2 separate regions of the Homo sapiens genome follow, and region 2 is linked to region 1. A link is an interaction called in ENCODE POLR2A ChIA-PET data of the cell type or tissue named here. Cell type or tissue: PC-9. All regions are shown on one strand. Links, peaks and the distances in the headings refer to the core of each region. The heading gives the core; the rest is flanking DNA. Region 1 overlaps LOC101928391 (a long non-coding RNA gene). Region 2 overlaps LOC102723760 (a long non-coding RNA gene).

The links. ChIA-PET counts read pairs that join two places held together with the same protein. Peaks named below come from ENCODE experiments on the same cell type or tissue, not always from the same donor. Only the 100,000 strongest peaks of a DNase experiment are listed, where the experiment ranks them.
Region 2: POLR2A ChIA-PET joins it to region 1 with 13 read pairs; 7 of 35 experiments call an interaction of 5 or more read pairs at or near these places.

What each region holds. Positions count from the first base shown.
Region 1 is chr1:27,055,116-27,062,442 of GRCh38, reverse strand. It overlaps LOC101928391 (a long non-coding RNA gene), which reads right to left. Exons shown (of 8, transcript XR_007065559.1): 6 at 3,921-4,045; 7 at 2,363-2,429. Among named protein-coding and RNA genes, the nearest start is that of TENT5B, 46 kb to the right of the region's middle. RefSeq lists silencers at 3,091-3,385, 4,111-4,405. In PC-9, for the core only: no CTCF peak of the experiment used is centred there; no DNase peak of the experiment used is centred there.
Region 2 is chr1:27,157,880-27,165,206 of GRCh38, reverse strand. It overlaps LOC102723760 (a long non-coding RNA gene), which reads right to left. Exons shown (of 3, transcript XR_426674.4): 2 at 6,683-6,788; 3 at 4,739-4,918. Among named protein-coding and RNA genes, the nearest start is that of SLC9A1, 6.4 kb to the right of the region's middle. In PC-9, for the core only: no CTCF peak of the experiment used is centred there; DNase peaks (open chromatin) are centred at 1,956 and 3,406; H3K27ac peaks cover 2,444 bases.

The DNA.
Region 1 (7,327 bases), core at 1,311-6,310:
TGCCATTGCACTCCAGCCTGGGCAACAAGGGTGAAACTCCATCTCAAAAAAAATTTTTTTTTAAATAGCAAGTGATATATGGTCACTTATTATAAAAAAATGTAAAAATTCAGATTTAAAACGAATCACCTGGCCAGAGGTGGTGGCTCACTCCTGTAATCCCAACACTTTGGGAGGCCAAGGTTGGTGGATCACTTGAGGTCAGGAGTTGGAGACCAGCCTGGCCAATATGGTGAAACCCTGTCTATACTAAAAATACAAAGATTAGCTGGGTGTGGTGGCACATGCCTGGAATCTCAGCTACTCTGGAGGCTGAGTCAGGAGAGTAGCTTGAACCGGGAGGAGGAGGTTGCAGTGAGCTGAGATCACGCCACTGCACTCCAGCCTGGGCGACAGAGTGAGACTCTGTCTCAAAAAAAAATAAAAAAATTAAAAATTAAATAAAACAAATCACCTATAACTCACTCTCCAAAGATCATCTTTGTGGCTGTCTCACCCATCAGCATCTGCCATTGAGTCACCCTGGTCCCAGTCACCCAAGACGCTGGGTTTGCTAAGGGACTGATGTCTCAGGGAGGAAAAGAGGCTGAAGAACAGGCCGTGCAAGTGTGGCTGGCTTGTCCCCAGCAGAGAATTTAGGAGCAAAGCATTTCAGTGACTTTTAAAAGTAAATCAGGCCAGATGTGGTGGCTCATGCGTGTAATCCCAGCACTTTGGGAGGCAGAGGTGGACGGATTGCTTGAGCTCAGGAGTTCAAAACCAGCCTGGGTAACATGGTGAAACTCCGTCTTTACAAAAAGTAGCCAGCCACTGTAGCATTTGCCTGTAGTCCCAGCTTCTCAGGAGGCTGAGGTGGGAGGATCACTTGAGCCCAGGAGTTTGAGGCTGCAGTGAGCCAAGATCTCACCAGTGCGCTCCAGCCTGGGCAACAGAGTGAGACACTGTCTCAAAAAAAAAAAAAAAAAAAAAAAGGTAAATCAGAGGGGCCACCCCTGCTTAAAACCTTTCACCAGCTTCCCACTATGCTGAGGAAAAGGTCAGGGTCCCTAAAGTAGCCCGCAATGCCCATACCCCACACACCTGGCCTGCATGCTGGCCTCCATGTATGAGCTGTATGACTTTGAACGAGTTATTTAAACTTGTCTGTGCTTCAGTTTCCTCATTTATAAAATCGCAATAACAGAACCTACCTCAGGACTGTTTGAGGGTAAAATATGCTACATGAGGTGCTTAGAATAGGGCCTGCCATGCGGAAAGTCCTCAAGAAGCATTGCTGCTATTACTGTTATTATTTTTGTCCCACTGTCTCTTGCTCTCCCCGCTAGGATACACACCCCAGCTGCCTGACTGTGGAGCTCCGCCTTCTAACCCCTCTGGCAGCATCCAAAGGCAAAAGGCCACGGCAAAGCTTCTCCTCAGACGTCCTCCTTGAAGACGTCCTCCTTGTTTTATAAGGGGGTGGGGGAACTTTCCAGAACCCCTTTCTGTCTCATTGACTAGAATGGGATTCTATGCCTGCCCCTAAACAAACAGAGGTAGAGAGTGGGGCCGGGCGCGGTGGCTCACGCCTGTAATCCCAACACTTTGGGAGGCCAAGGCAGGCGGATCATGAGGTCAGGCAATCGAGACCATCCTGGCTAACACGGTGAAACCCTGCCTCTACTAAAAAATATAAAAAATTAGCCGGGCGTGGTGGCGAGCGCCTGTAGTCCCAGTGTAGCAGGACGAGCTGCAGACAAAACTCCTCAGACACCGAGTTGAAGGAAGGGGTTTAATCGGCTGGGGGCATCGGCAAGACTCCTGTCTCGAGAGCCGAGCTCCCCGAGTGAGCAATTCCTATCCCTTTTAAGGGCTCACAACTCTAAGGAGGGTGCGTGTGAGGGGGTCGGGATTGATTGAGCAAGCAAGGGGTACGTGACTGGGGTCTGCATGCACTGGTAACTAGATCGGAACAAAACAGATAGGGATTTTCACAGTGCATTTCTATACAATGTCTGTAATCTATAGACAACATAACTGATTAGGTCAGGGGTCGATCTTTAACTACCAGGCCCAGGGTGCAGCGCCGGGCTGTCTGCCTGTGGATTTCATTTCTGCCTTTTAGTTTTTACTTCTTTCTTTGGAGGCAGAAATTGGGCATAAGACAATGTGAGGGGTGGTCTCCTCCCTTACCAGCTACTCGGGAGGCTGAGGCAGGAGAATGGCGTGAACCCCAGAGGCGGAGATTGTAGTGAGCCGAGATTGCGCCACTGCACTCCAGCCTGGGCAACAGCGAGACTCCGTTTCAAAAAAAAACAAAAAACAAAAAAACAACATCAACAATAGAGGCAGAGAAGAAAGGGAATACCATAGTTATACACACCTGACCCAAAGCAGGGCTCTGTTCCCGTAGACTGGTGGTTCTCAGGTTCCAGGAGAGTCAGAATCACCTGAGGGTTTAAAAAAAAAAACAATTTCCAGGCCGGGCACGGTGGCTCATGCTTGTAATCCCCGCACTTTGGGAGGCCAAGGCAGGCGGATCACCTGAGGTCAGGAGTTTGAGACTAGCTTGGCCAACATGGCGAAACCCTGTCTCTACTAAAAATACAAAAATTAGCCGGGCATGGGGGTGGGTGCCTGTAATCCCAGCTACTCCGGAGGCTGAGGCAGGAGAATTGCTTGAACCTGGGAGGCGGAGTTTGCAGTGAGCCGAGATCGCACCACTGCACTCCAGCCTGGGCGACAGAGCGAGACTCTGTCTCAAAAAAAAAAAAAAAAAAAAAAAAGAATCCCAGCGTGGAAGAGGGGAAAAGATGTAACCCAGCCTGCAAATGCGGGCTCCTCCCTAGAGACTGGCATAAGGTGAGTGCCAGCCCAGACGTGGCCATCACTGTAGCTACACAAAGCCTCCAAGGTTTCTGCCAGCTCTGGGGGCTCATGTGCTCATGGCTGCTGTCCTGCTTCTGCTGATTCCTTGCAGCTGTCGCCTTTACTTCTGTCCTGGAGTTGACCCAAATGAGGGGCAAGAACTGCAGGACATTTTCCCCTGCTCCCAGAGCAACTGCGGGTATAAGGCTGTTGGGCTGTCGTGTGAGGGGGATTTTCCTAAAGACACAGCACACAGGGAGAATAACAGAAGTCACCTTCCTGAGGCTGCCCCGCACTTGGGTTCTGAGGACCTTCGCTCCCTCCCCTCCTTCTCTTCTCCTCCCTCCTGTCTCCCCTGCGGCAACCTGAACTACTCGGCTCTCTCCCCGCTCCTCCTCCTCCTCTGCAACTCAGCTCTAGTCCTGCCTGAGGCCGAACCCTTGAACAGGAGGCCAGGGCTGGAAAGTTGTGGAAATGCCCCTGTGGGGAGCCCTGCCAAGGATGCTGAGGCTGAGCCCCAGCCTGGGGGAGGGGGTGTCCTGATCTGAGCAGACCCTGAGGGCAGACAGAAGGCAGCCAAGGTCTAGAGCTGGTGCCTCTAACCACCTCTACCCCAGAGGCTGTGGGATGCTTGGGAGCCAGGATAGGGCCGGGCTTTGGGTCTACACTACCTTGGTCCTGAGATGGAGTCTAGGAACATTGGTGGGGGTGCCAAGCATTCTGTAGAGGTAGGATGGGGTGGGTCCCTCTCACTTCTTCAGCCCTCAAGATTGCATACAACAGGCTCCTAAGAAATCACTGAGGCTGGCTGGCACGGTGGCTCACAGGTGGCTGAGGCAGGAGAATCACTTGAACCCGGCAGGCAGAGGTTGCAGTGAGCCAAGACCGCGCCACTGCACTCCAGCCTGGGTGACAGAGCGAGACTCCGTCTCAAAAAAAAAAAAAGAAAAAAAGAAAAAAAGAAATCCCTGAGGCTTTTAAGCCTCGGAGGGAGAGCCTGCTGACTCCTTGAGGTGTACAGAGGCACCAGTTTTTAGGAGGACAGAATCTTTCTAAGGCAGTTTGATTTTTACCTTCTCAGGTGCAGGAAAAGTGACTGTTTCCTTCTCTGTGAATTTCCCATGGACTAAGGGACTCCCGACAGGGGGAGGGCCCTCTTGGCAGTCAGCTTATTCTGAAATTTGAATTTCCAATGCACCTGGAGGAATCCAGAGGGGAAAGGTTGTTATTTATAACCAAAGCTTCCTTCTAAGGAAAGTAGATCCTGCTGCATTAACTAAAAGGCCCTTTTGTTCTTAAAAGGCCCTTACTGGGTTTGGCTTGGCAGCCTGGTTTGGGAAGAGCAGGAGGGGCTAGGGAGAGCTGAAATGCAGGGTCTCCTGTGTGAGAATTGGAAGCCCCTGGGGCATCGAGGTGTCTGTCACGCAGGGGCTGAAGAAGGGAGGCGGGTAGATGGGCATGGGCGCCAGCAGATGGGAGCAGCAGCCCTGTGCGGGCGGGGCTGGAGGATGCCTGAGAAACCAGCTTGTAAGAGCAGAGACGTCCCAGTGCCACTTTCAGTCGTGTGCTGAGCCACTCTATAACTCTTCCAGGGACCCACAAATCTTAGTGAAATTCTGCTTACAGAGCAGTCTGGTATCCACGGTTTCTTGGGAGAAGAAACGGGCTGCATCCTACATTTGAGTCAATTCCAGGGCAGAAATAAAGGGAACAGCTGCTAGAATTCAGCAGAAGCCGGAAATCAGAGGCACACAATTGTAAGCCTGAGAAATTGCAGAAGCCTTGTGGAAAGTAAGGGATGGGGTCTGAGCCAACCTTATTTCAATCCCAGTGGGCTGGCGGACCCCAGCTACCAACCATGGGTTCTGCCTAGGGGCAGATATTTGCCCCCCCGCTTCCTTGCTAAAAGAAGCTTGTTTTGTTCTGGTGGGAGGACAATGTACTAATTACCCCCAGGTGGATGGTGACTGGGATATTTACATTTGATCCACTCCCCTCTGCTGGTAATTGGGTTGGGGAGAACCATGGGACCCTGTTCTGGCCAATGAGATAAGAGGGGGAGGCTGCTGGGGGCTTCTGGGAGGAATTTTCCTCCTCTTACAAAAAGAGATGTTTTAGGAGGACCCCTGTCCAAGCCTCCCTTCCTGAGATGCTGCCCGTGGCAAATGCAGCCACACAAAAGTGCAGGCTCCAGGGTCAAACCATCTGGGCTAAAAGCATGGCTCTGCCTCCGATTGGCTGTGTTGTCTTAAGCAGATTACTTGACCTTTCTGTACCTCGTGTTCCTCCTCTGCAAAATGAAAATAATTGGACTTTCTTCTCAGGGTGCTGTGAAAATCAAATGAGTGAATACACCTAAAATGCCCAGACAGTTCTAGCACATGATAAGTACTCAATATATAACAGCTGTTATTTAGTTGCTCTCTGTGGATATGATGCTTGGAGCCACGGTAGTCATCTTTCAACCATGAGGGCCTTGACTCAAAAATGGTCTACCCCAAGATATCTTAAGATAAAAGTCCTGTGGGGTTTTTTTGTTGTGTTTTTTTTTTTTTTTTTTTTTTTTTGAGACACTCTCACTCCATTGCAGAGGCTGGAGGCTGGACTGTAGTGGTGTGATCATGGCTCACTGCAGCCTTGACCTCCCAGGCTCAGACGATCCTCCTGCCTCAGCCTCCTGAGTAGCTGGGACCACAGGCACATACCACCGCACCTGGCTCATTTAAAAAAATTATTCGGAGAAGGCCGGGCACAGTGGCTCACGCCTGTAATCCCAGCACTTTGGGAGGCTGAGGCGGGCAGATCACGAGTTCAGGAGTTCAAGACCAGCCTGGCCAACATGAGGAAACCCCATCTCTACTAAAAATACAAAAATTAGCCAGGCGTGGTGGTATGTGCCTGTAGTCCCAGCTACTTGGGAGGCTGAGGCAGAAGAATCACTTGAACCCGGGAGGTGGAGGTTGCAGTGAGCCGAGATCGCACCACTGCGCTCCAGCCTGGGCAACAGAGCAAGCCTCTGTCTCCAAAAAAAAAAAAAAAAAAAAAATTATTTGTAAAGATAGAGGTCTCCTCTTATGTTGGCTAAGCTAGGAAACTCCCAACTCTTTAGACAACTTTTAGCTTAGTATTCTGTTACTTGCAGCCTAAATCTCCCTAACCAATTCATAGATAAAAACTTGATACTTATGATTGTTTTATGATAAGAAATTAAACCACCTAATCCATGGGATACTCATATTTACTGAGAACACTGCTGAGAACCCTGGAGGCAGATTACACAGCATTGACTGCTAGTCATCCTCAAATGCGTAGTTTCTCCTTCTCTCTTTAATAAATAGAATGGCCATATTTTAGCTGGGCACATGCTGCGTGGCTAGAAAGCACATTTCCCAGGCCGGGCCTGGTGGCTCACACCTGTAATCCCAGCACTTTGGGAGGCGGAGGCGGGTGGATCACTTGAGGTCAGGAGTTCAAGACTAGCCTGGCGAACATGATGAAACCCCGTCTCTACTAAAAATACAAAAAATTGGCCGGGTGTGGTGGCCAGTGCCTGTAATCCCAGCTACTTGGGAGGGTGAGGCAGGAGAATTGCTTAAACACAGGAGGCGGAGGTTGCAGTGAGCCGAGATCACGCCATTGCACTCCAGTCTGGGCGACGGAGCGAGCGAGACTCTTCATCTCAAAAAAAAGAAGAAGAAGAAGAAAGAAAGTACATTTCCCAGTTTCCCTTGCAACTAGGTGAAGCCATGGGCCCAAGCTTTAGCAAAGAAATATGAATCGAAGTGATACGTGCCAAAGGATTGGGTATTTTCCCACCTCACTCTTCTGTCTCTGTTTTTTTTTTTTTTGAAACAGGGTCTCACTCTGTCACCCAGGCTGGGGTGCAATGGTGTGATCACAGCTCACTGCAACCTCCACCTCCTGGACTCAAGCAATCCTCCTACCTCAGCCTCCGGAGTAGCTGGGACTAGAGGTGTGGGCCACCATACCCAGCTTATTTTATTTTATTTTATTTTTTTTGAGACGGAGTCTCACTCTGTCGCCCAGGCTGGAGTGCAGTGGTGCGATTTCGGCTCACTGCAACCTCCACCTCCCAGGTTCAAGCAATTCTCTGCCTCAGCCTCCAGAATAGCTGGTATTACAGGCCCCCACCACCACACCCAGCTAATTCTTGTATTTTTAGTAGAATCGGGGTTTCACCATCGTGGCCAGGCTAGTCTTGAACTTCTGCCCTCGTGATCTACCCGCCTCGGCCTCCCAAAGTGCTGGGATTACAGGCGTGAGCCACTGCGCCCAGCCGCCCAGCTTATTTTTTGTATTTTTAGTAGAGACGGGGTCTCACTATGTTGCCCAGACTGGCCTCAAATTCCTGAGCTCAAGTGATATGCCCACTTCTGTCTCCCAAGGTACTGGGATTACAGATGTGAGCCACCATGCCCAGCCAGAAGGGCCATTTTGAAGGTGGGCACAGTTGACCCAC
Region 2 (7,327 bases), core at 850-5,849, 100 kb before region 1:
AGCACCACCACGCCTAGCTAATTTTTGTATTTTTAGTAGAGATGGAGTTTCAGCATGTTGGCCAAACTGGTCTTGAACTCCTGACCTCAGGTGATCTGTCTTCCTTGGCCTCCCAAAGTGCTGGGATTACAGGCGTGAGCCACAGCACCTGGCCAGTTTTTTTAGGAGATAGAGTCCTGCTATGTTGCCCAAGCTGGAGTGCAGTGGCATGATCATAGCTCACTGTAACCTTGAACTTCTGGGCTCTAAGTGATCCTCCCGCCTCAGCTTCCCAAGTAGTAGAGACTACAGGTGCATACCGCCATGCCTGGCTAATTTTGAAATTATTTTGCCAGGCACAGTGGCTCATGCCTGTAATCTCAGCACTTTGGGAGGCTGAGGCAGGAGGATTGCCTGAGTGCAGGAGCTTAAGATCAGCCTGGGCAACATAGCAAGACCTCATCTCTACTAAAAATAAAAATAAGAAAATTAGCTGGGCATGGTGGCATGCACCTGTAGTCTTAGTTACTCAGGAAGCTGGGGTGGGAGGATGGCTAGAGTCCAGGAGTTTGAGGCTACAGTGAGCTATAATCACACCACTACACTCTAGCCTGGGCGAGAGAGTGAGACCTTCTCAAAACACCACCACCACCACCAACAACAACAAATAAATAAATACATAAATTATTTTGTAGACACAGATTCTCCCTATGTTGCCTAGGCTGGTCTTGAACTCCTGGCCTCAAGTGATCCTCCCACCTCAGCCTTCTAAGGTGCTGGGATTACTGGAGTGAGCTACTGTGTCTGGCCAAAATATACATATATTATTGAAAGTAAATATAACAAACTGTTACAGCTGATAATTCTGAATTTGGATGTTTGCTATATTACCTTTATACTTTTAAATTTTCTTACAAATAATTAGGGGAAAAAAAGGTTTGTGGGCCAAATCGTGTGCAGGACTTTGAGTGCCATGCTGGGATGGGGTATGTGCCTGTCTAAACAGGGGATGAACATGGCTCAGACAGCTCTTCCTGAAAGCTGTGTAGGCTGAGGGTGGTGGCTCACGCCTGTAATCCCAGCACTTTGGGAGGCCGAGATGGGCAGATCACCTGAGGTCAGAAGTTCAAGACCAGCCTGATCAACATGGTGAAACCCCATCTCTACTAAAAATACAAAAAAATTAGCTGAGCGTGGTGGCAGGTGCTTGTTGTAATCCCAGCTACGCGGGAGGCTGAGACAGGAGAAGCCCTTGAACCCAAGAGGCGGAAGTTGCAGTGAGCAGTGAGCCGAGATTGTGCCACTGCAGCTGGGAGACAAGAGCAAAACTCCGTCTCAAAAAAAAAAAAAAAAAAGTCAATCCCGGACCCGTTCCCTCAGATCTGCTAAATCCTAACTTTTCCAGTACACACACACACACACACACACACACACACAGGATTCTGACAGTGTAGAATGGGGGCAAGTTTAGTGGAAGATGGTGGGTGAAGTTGATGGAGGTGCCTGTGGGACATCCAGTCAGTGAACATTAGGGTGTCAAGGTTGCCGATAGGTGTTTATCAAATCCATTATTGATTTTCCTCCAGCAGAAAGCACAGGGAGTTGCACATAGTAGGAACTCACTAAATGTTTATTGTAAAATTATGAACTTAGCTTAAAGGCAATTCGCTGGATCCTAAATTCCAACTCCTTACCAACCTCCGAACTCTCTTCTAGTTACCCAACATGTACATGCTTTTTCATGGTAGCTATCAGCCTGGAGAACTGGGAAAAGCCTGGACTTCAGAGTTAGGCAGACCTGCATCCAAACCTGGCTCCTCTTCTTCCCAGCTCTATGGCCTCAGACAAGCAATTCTCCTCTGGGAGTCTTGGTTTTCTCATGTGCAAATAATGCATTCTGTGATTCATTCACTCAGCAAATATTTATTGAGTACCAATATGCACTGGGCATTGTTCTACATGGTGGAGAAACAGTGATGGATGAGATAGACGTGGTCCCTGCCCTAGCTGAGCTCACATTCTGAAGGGAGAAAAATGCAGTAAAAAAAAAAAAAAAAAAAAAAGGTAATAGGCCGGGCGCGGTGGCTCACACCTGTAATCCTGGCACTTTGGGAGGCAGAGGCGGGTGGATCACGAGGTCAGGAGTTCGAGACCAGCCTGACCAACATGGTGAAACCCCGTCTCCACTAAAAATACAAAAATTAGGCCGGGTGCAGTGGCTCATGCCTGTAATCCCAGCACTTTGGGAGGCCGAGGCAGGTGGATTGCCTGAGGTCAGGAGTTCGAGACCAGCCTGGCCATGGTGAAACCCCGTCTTTATTAAAAATAAAAAAAAATTATCTGGGCATGGTGGCGGGTGCCTGTAATCCCAGCTACTAGGGAGGCTGAGGCGGGAGAATCACTTGAACCCAGGAGGCGGAGGTTGCAGTGAGCCAAGATTGCGCCATTGCACTCCAGCCTGGGCAACAAGAGCAAAACTCCGTCTCAAAAAAAAAAAAAAAAAAATTAGCTGGGCATGGTGGCGCACGCCTATAATCCCAGCTACTCAGGAGGCTGAAGCAGGAGAATTGCTTGAACCCAACAGGTGGAGGTTGCAGTGAGCCGAGATCATGCCATTGCACTCCAGCCTGGGTGACAGAGCAAGACTCTGTCTCAAAAAAAAAAAAAAAAGAATAAAAGTAACAAATAGGAGAATTATACTGTATGTGAGAAGGTGAAACATGCTATACAAAGAAGAAAAAAGGAGCAGGGGAAGGGGCTGGGTGGTAGTGGTGGTGGCCAGGCAGGGGAAGTGTCACTATTACATAGGATTATAACATAGTAGGCCATGTCAGGAAGCGAGATTCGCAGAAAGGCTTGAAGGAGGTCAGGTAACCAGCCATGTGGATATCTGGGGAAGAGTGTTCCAGGCAGAAGGAATAGCAAGTGCAAAGACCCTGAGGCAGAAGTGTGTCTGCCAGTGTTTGAGAAATAGAAGGAGGCAGTGGTGAAGTGAGTGCCGGGGAGACTGGAAGAAGGCTTTGCTGGGCTGTGACATTATGATGAAAGAAGGAGCGGCTGAGTACAATGGCTTACCCCTGTAATCCCAATACTTTGGGAGGCCCAGGCAAGAGAATCAATCAAGACCAGGGGTTTGAGACCAGCCTGGGCAATATAGTAAGACCCTATCCCTACCAAAAATATTTTTAAAAATTAGTCAGGTGTGGTGGCATGTACCTGTAGTCCAAGCTGCTCGGGAGGGCGAGGCTGGAGGATCGGTTGAGCCCAGGAGTTTGAGGTTGCTGTGAGCTATGATTGCACCATTGTACTCTAGCCTAGGTGACAGCAAGACTCTGTCTCAAAAAAAAAAAAAAACAAAAGAAGGAAATGAACCCAGTCACTGCGTGCTGACTGTGTACCAGGAACTATGCTTGACATACAGTGGCCTTTTCATCCTTACAATAAACCTTACAAAGCAAGTAATGTGACTCCACCCAGCTTTCATATACATGAACACAGCGAGAGACAGAAACAAGGTGTGACTTGCTCATAATGCGCAGCTAATAGGGGCTGAGCAGATTCTTTCCTAGGGCCATGCATTTTGTGCCATAAAACTCCAGGCACTTTTAGTGAAAGGATTCAAGGAGGGGATTGGGGAGCAGACATGGCTTAAGCAGGGGGAGATGCCACCCAGGGTCCAGGCTTCCTGAGGCTGTCCTGGATCTGCAGGGGAAGGGTCTGCAGAGACCTGGCCTCTCCGAGTCAAAAGCAGTGTGGGCCTGGAATGGTTAAAAAATGAGGACTTGGCCGGGTGTGGTAGCTCACGCCTGTAATCCCAGCACTTTTAGAGGCCGAAGCAGGTGGATCACCTGAGGTCAAGAGTTCGAGACCAGCCTGGCCAACATGGTGAAACCCTGTGTCTACAAAAAATACAAAAAATTAACTGGGCATGGTGGCAGGCGCCTGTAATCCCAGCTACTCGGGAGGCTGAGGCAGCAGAATCGCTTGAACCCAGGAGGCAGAGGTTGTAGTGAGCTGAGATCGCGCCATTGCACTGCAGCCTGGGCAACAAGAGTGAAACTCCATCTTAAAAAAACAAAAAACAAAAAACAAAAAATGACTTGCTCAAACATGGTTACAAATATTGCTATGTATTTTAACTGATTTTTTTTTTTCTTTTTTGAGATGAGAGTCTTGCTCTGTCGCCCAGGCTGGAGTGCAGTGGCGCGATCTCAGCTCACTGCAAGCTCCGCCTCCCGGGTTCACGCCATTCTCCTGCCTCAGCCTCCCGAGTAGCTGGGACTACAGGCGCCCGCCACCACGCCCGGCTAATTTTATGTATTTTTAGTAGAGACGGGGTTTCACCGTGTTAGCCAGAATGGTCTTGATCTCCTGACCTCGTGATCCGCCCACCTCAGCCTCCCAAAGTGCTGGGATTACAGGCGTGAGCCACCGCGCCTGGCCTTGACTGATTATTTTTAAGAAGACAAGGCTTTTAAGGCCGAAGCGGGCGGATCACGAGGTCAGGAGATCGAGACTATCCTGGCTAACACGGTGAAACCCCATCTCTACTAAAAATACAAAAAATTAGCCGGGCGTGGTGGCAGGTGCCTGTAGTCCCAGCTACTCGGGAGGCTGAGGCAGGAGAATGGCGTGAACCCGGGAGGCGGAGCTTGCAGTGAGCTGAGATTGCACCACTGAACTACAGCCAGGTCGACAGAGCGAGACTCAGTCTCAAAAAAAAAAAAAAAAAAAAAGAAGAGGAAGAAGAAGATAAGGCTTTTAACATACAATACACATCAATGTGATTTATTTACAAATATTAAATTCATAGCAGCTGGTCTGATGGTGGGACCCATCTCACGGATGTGAGGGTCTGTTTTCCAGCCTGTCAATTTTCTCTGTGACTGAAGGCAGAACTTCATGTGGTTCCCAACATCAAAAGTCTACTCTTGAGGTCCTCGGTGCATGTAAATAAATAGAATGATGGTAAATATATGTGGTACTTGCTGGGGGCAGTGGTAAATGCTTCGCATACATTGGCTAATATCTTCATGAGAGCCCCATGAGGTTGACACTATTGTTGTCCCCCCTTATGGAGGAAGAAGCTGTAGAACAGGCACTGATTTGCCCAGGGTCTCATGACTAGTGAGCGGTGGTGCCAGAGCACTGAAAGGAGACCATGTGGCTACCCATGTTCGGCAGTCCCAGCATTTAACTATCCATTATTCTACACTGCCTGCCCAGGCTGGGCCTTGGCCATCGGCTCTCCCATGTGGTTTCTCCCAAGGCCTGTTTCCTGATATTGTTCTGTTGTTATAACCTTCTCCAGGCCGTGGAGGATCTCAGGGCTGGCATTTCCTGGTTGTCCTGGGATCTACCACGTCCCAGACTGGCACCCAAAGACTCACTGAGGCCTGAGTGAGGGAGAATTAGAGAGTGGGGAGCACACCAGTGAACGTTGCCTTCAAGACTGGAAAGAACAGTAGGTCTTGGGCTTCTGGCCCCAGGGCACCTGTGGAAAGTCACTCCACCAGCCCCATCCTTTCCCTCTTTTCTTCTTTTTACACTGAACCTGTGATGTTTTAAAAGGGTGCTGGACTTAGGTGTTAGAAACCTGACTTAAGTCTTGGATCTGCTTCTTTTTTTAAATTTTAATTTAATTTTATTGGCTCACTGCAACCTCTGCCTCCCAGGTTCAAGTGATTCTCCTGCCTCAACCTCCTGAGTAGCTGGGATTACAGGTGCCTGCCACCACGCCCAGCTAATTTTTGTATTTTCAGTAGAGATGGGGTTTCACCATGTTGCCCAGGCTGGTCTTGAACCTCTGACTTCAAATGATCTGCCCGGCTCGGCCTCCTAAAGTGCTGGGATTACAGGTGTAAGCCACTGTGCCAGGCATGGATCTGCATCTTAATAGATGTGTGACCTTGGGCAAATAGCTTTATGTCTCTGGGCCTTTGTCTTTTCACCTGTAAAATGGGAATGAGAATAATAGCTACTCTTTGGCCAGATGCGGTGACTCACGCCTGTAATCCTAGCACTTTGGGAGGCCAAGGCAGGTGGATTACCTGAAGTCAGGAGTTCCTGACCAGCCTGGTCAACGTGGTGAAACCCCATCTCTACCAAAAATATAAAAATTAGCTGGGTGTGGTAGCAGCCGCTTGTAATCCCAGGTACTCGGGAGGCTGAGGCAGGAGAATCACTTGAACCTGAGAGGTGGAGATTGCAAGTGAGCCAAGATCGCCACTGCACTCCAGCCTGGGTGACAAGAGTGAAACTCTGTCTCAAAAGAAAAAAATAGAATAATAGGTACTGTTTTTTCTGAGACAGGGTCTCACTCTGTCACCCAGGCTGGAGTGCAGTGGTGTGATCTCAGCTCACTGCAAGCTCTGCCTCCTGGGTTCAAGTGATTCTCGTGCCTCAGCCTCCCAAGTAGCTGGGACTACAGGCACATGCCACCACACCCAGCTAATTTTTGCATTTTTAGTAGATACGGGGTTTCGCTGTGTTGGCCAGGCTGGTCACAAACTCTTGACCTCAGGTGATCCACCTGCCTCGACCTCCCAAAGTGCTGGGGTTACAGGCATGAGCCACCGCACCCAGCCTAGCATTTGGATCATTGATAAACCTGGGGCACTTGGTTGTGAACTCTAAAGGGCTGAACAATTGTGAGGCATTATTGTTATTATTCTGATCCTTGCTCGAAATGCTCTTTGGTTACTTTCATTATAGCTGATGTTCTCCTTTCATCTGCTCCCAGATGACACAAGTCCCCTGCCCTTCTCTGAAGTCTCTTTTGTCATTTCCCAGGTGGCTGGAATTTGTGCCTGGAGAATGTGAGGTACAGAGAACTCAGTTTAGGCATGGGATTATAAAAAAAGAGAGAGAGAGAGAGAACTCAGTTTAATGTTGCCACCTTCAGTTACTATCATATCACTTTATTAATTATTTTATTTTTATATTCATTTATTTATTTTGAGACAGAGTCTCCCTCTGTCACCCAGGGTGGAGTGCAGTGGCACAATCTCAGCTCACTGCAACCTCCGTCTCCTGGGTTCAGGGGATTCTCCCACCTCAGCCTCCCAAGTAGCTGGGACTATAGGTATGCTCCACCACGCCCAGCTAATTTTTGTATTTTTTGGTAGAGACAGGGTTTTGCCATGTTAGCCAGGCTGGTCTTGAACTCCTGACCTCAAGTGATCTGCCTGCCTCAGCCTCCCACAGTGCTGGAATTACAGGCGTGAACCACTGTGCCTGGCCTAATTAATTTTTAGAGATGGGTCTCACTATGTTTCCCAGGCTGGAGTGCAGTGGCTATTTCACAAGCACAATCATAGTGCATTACAGCCTCAAATTCCTGGGTTCA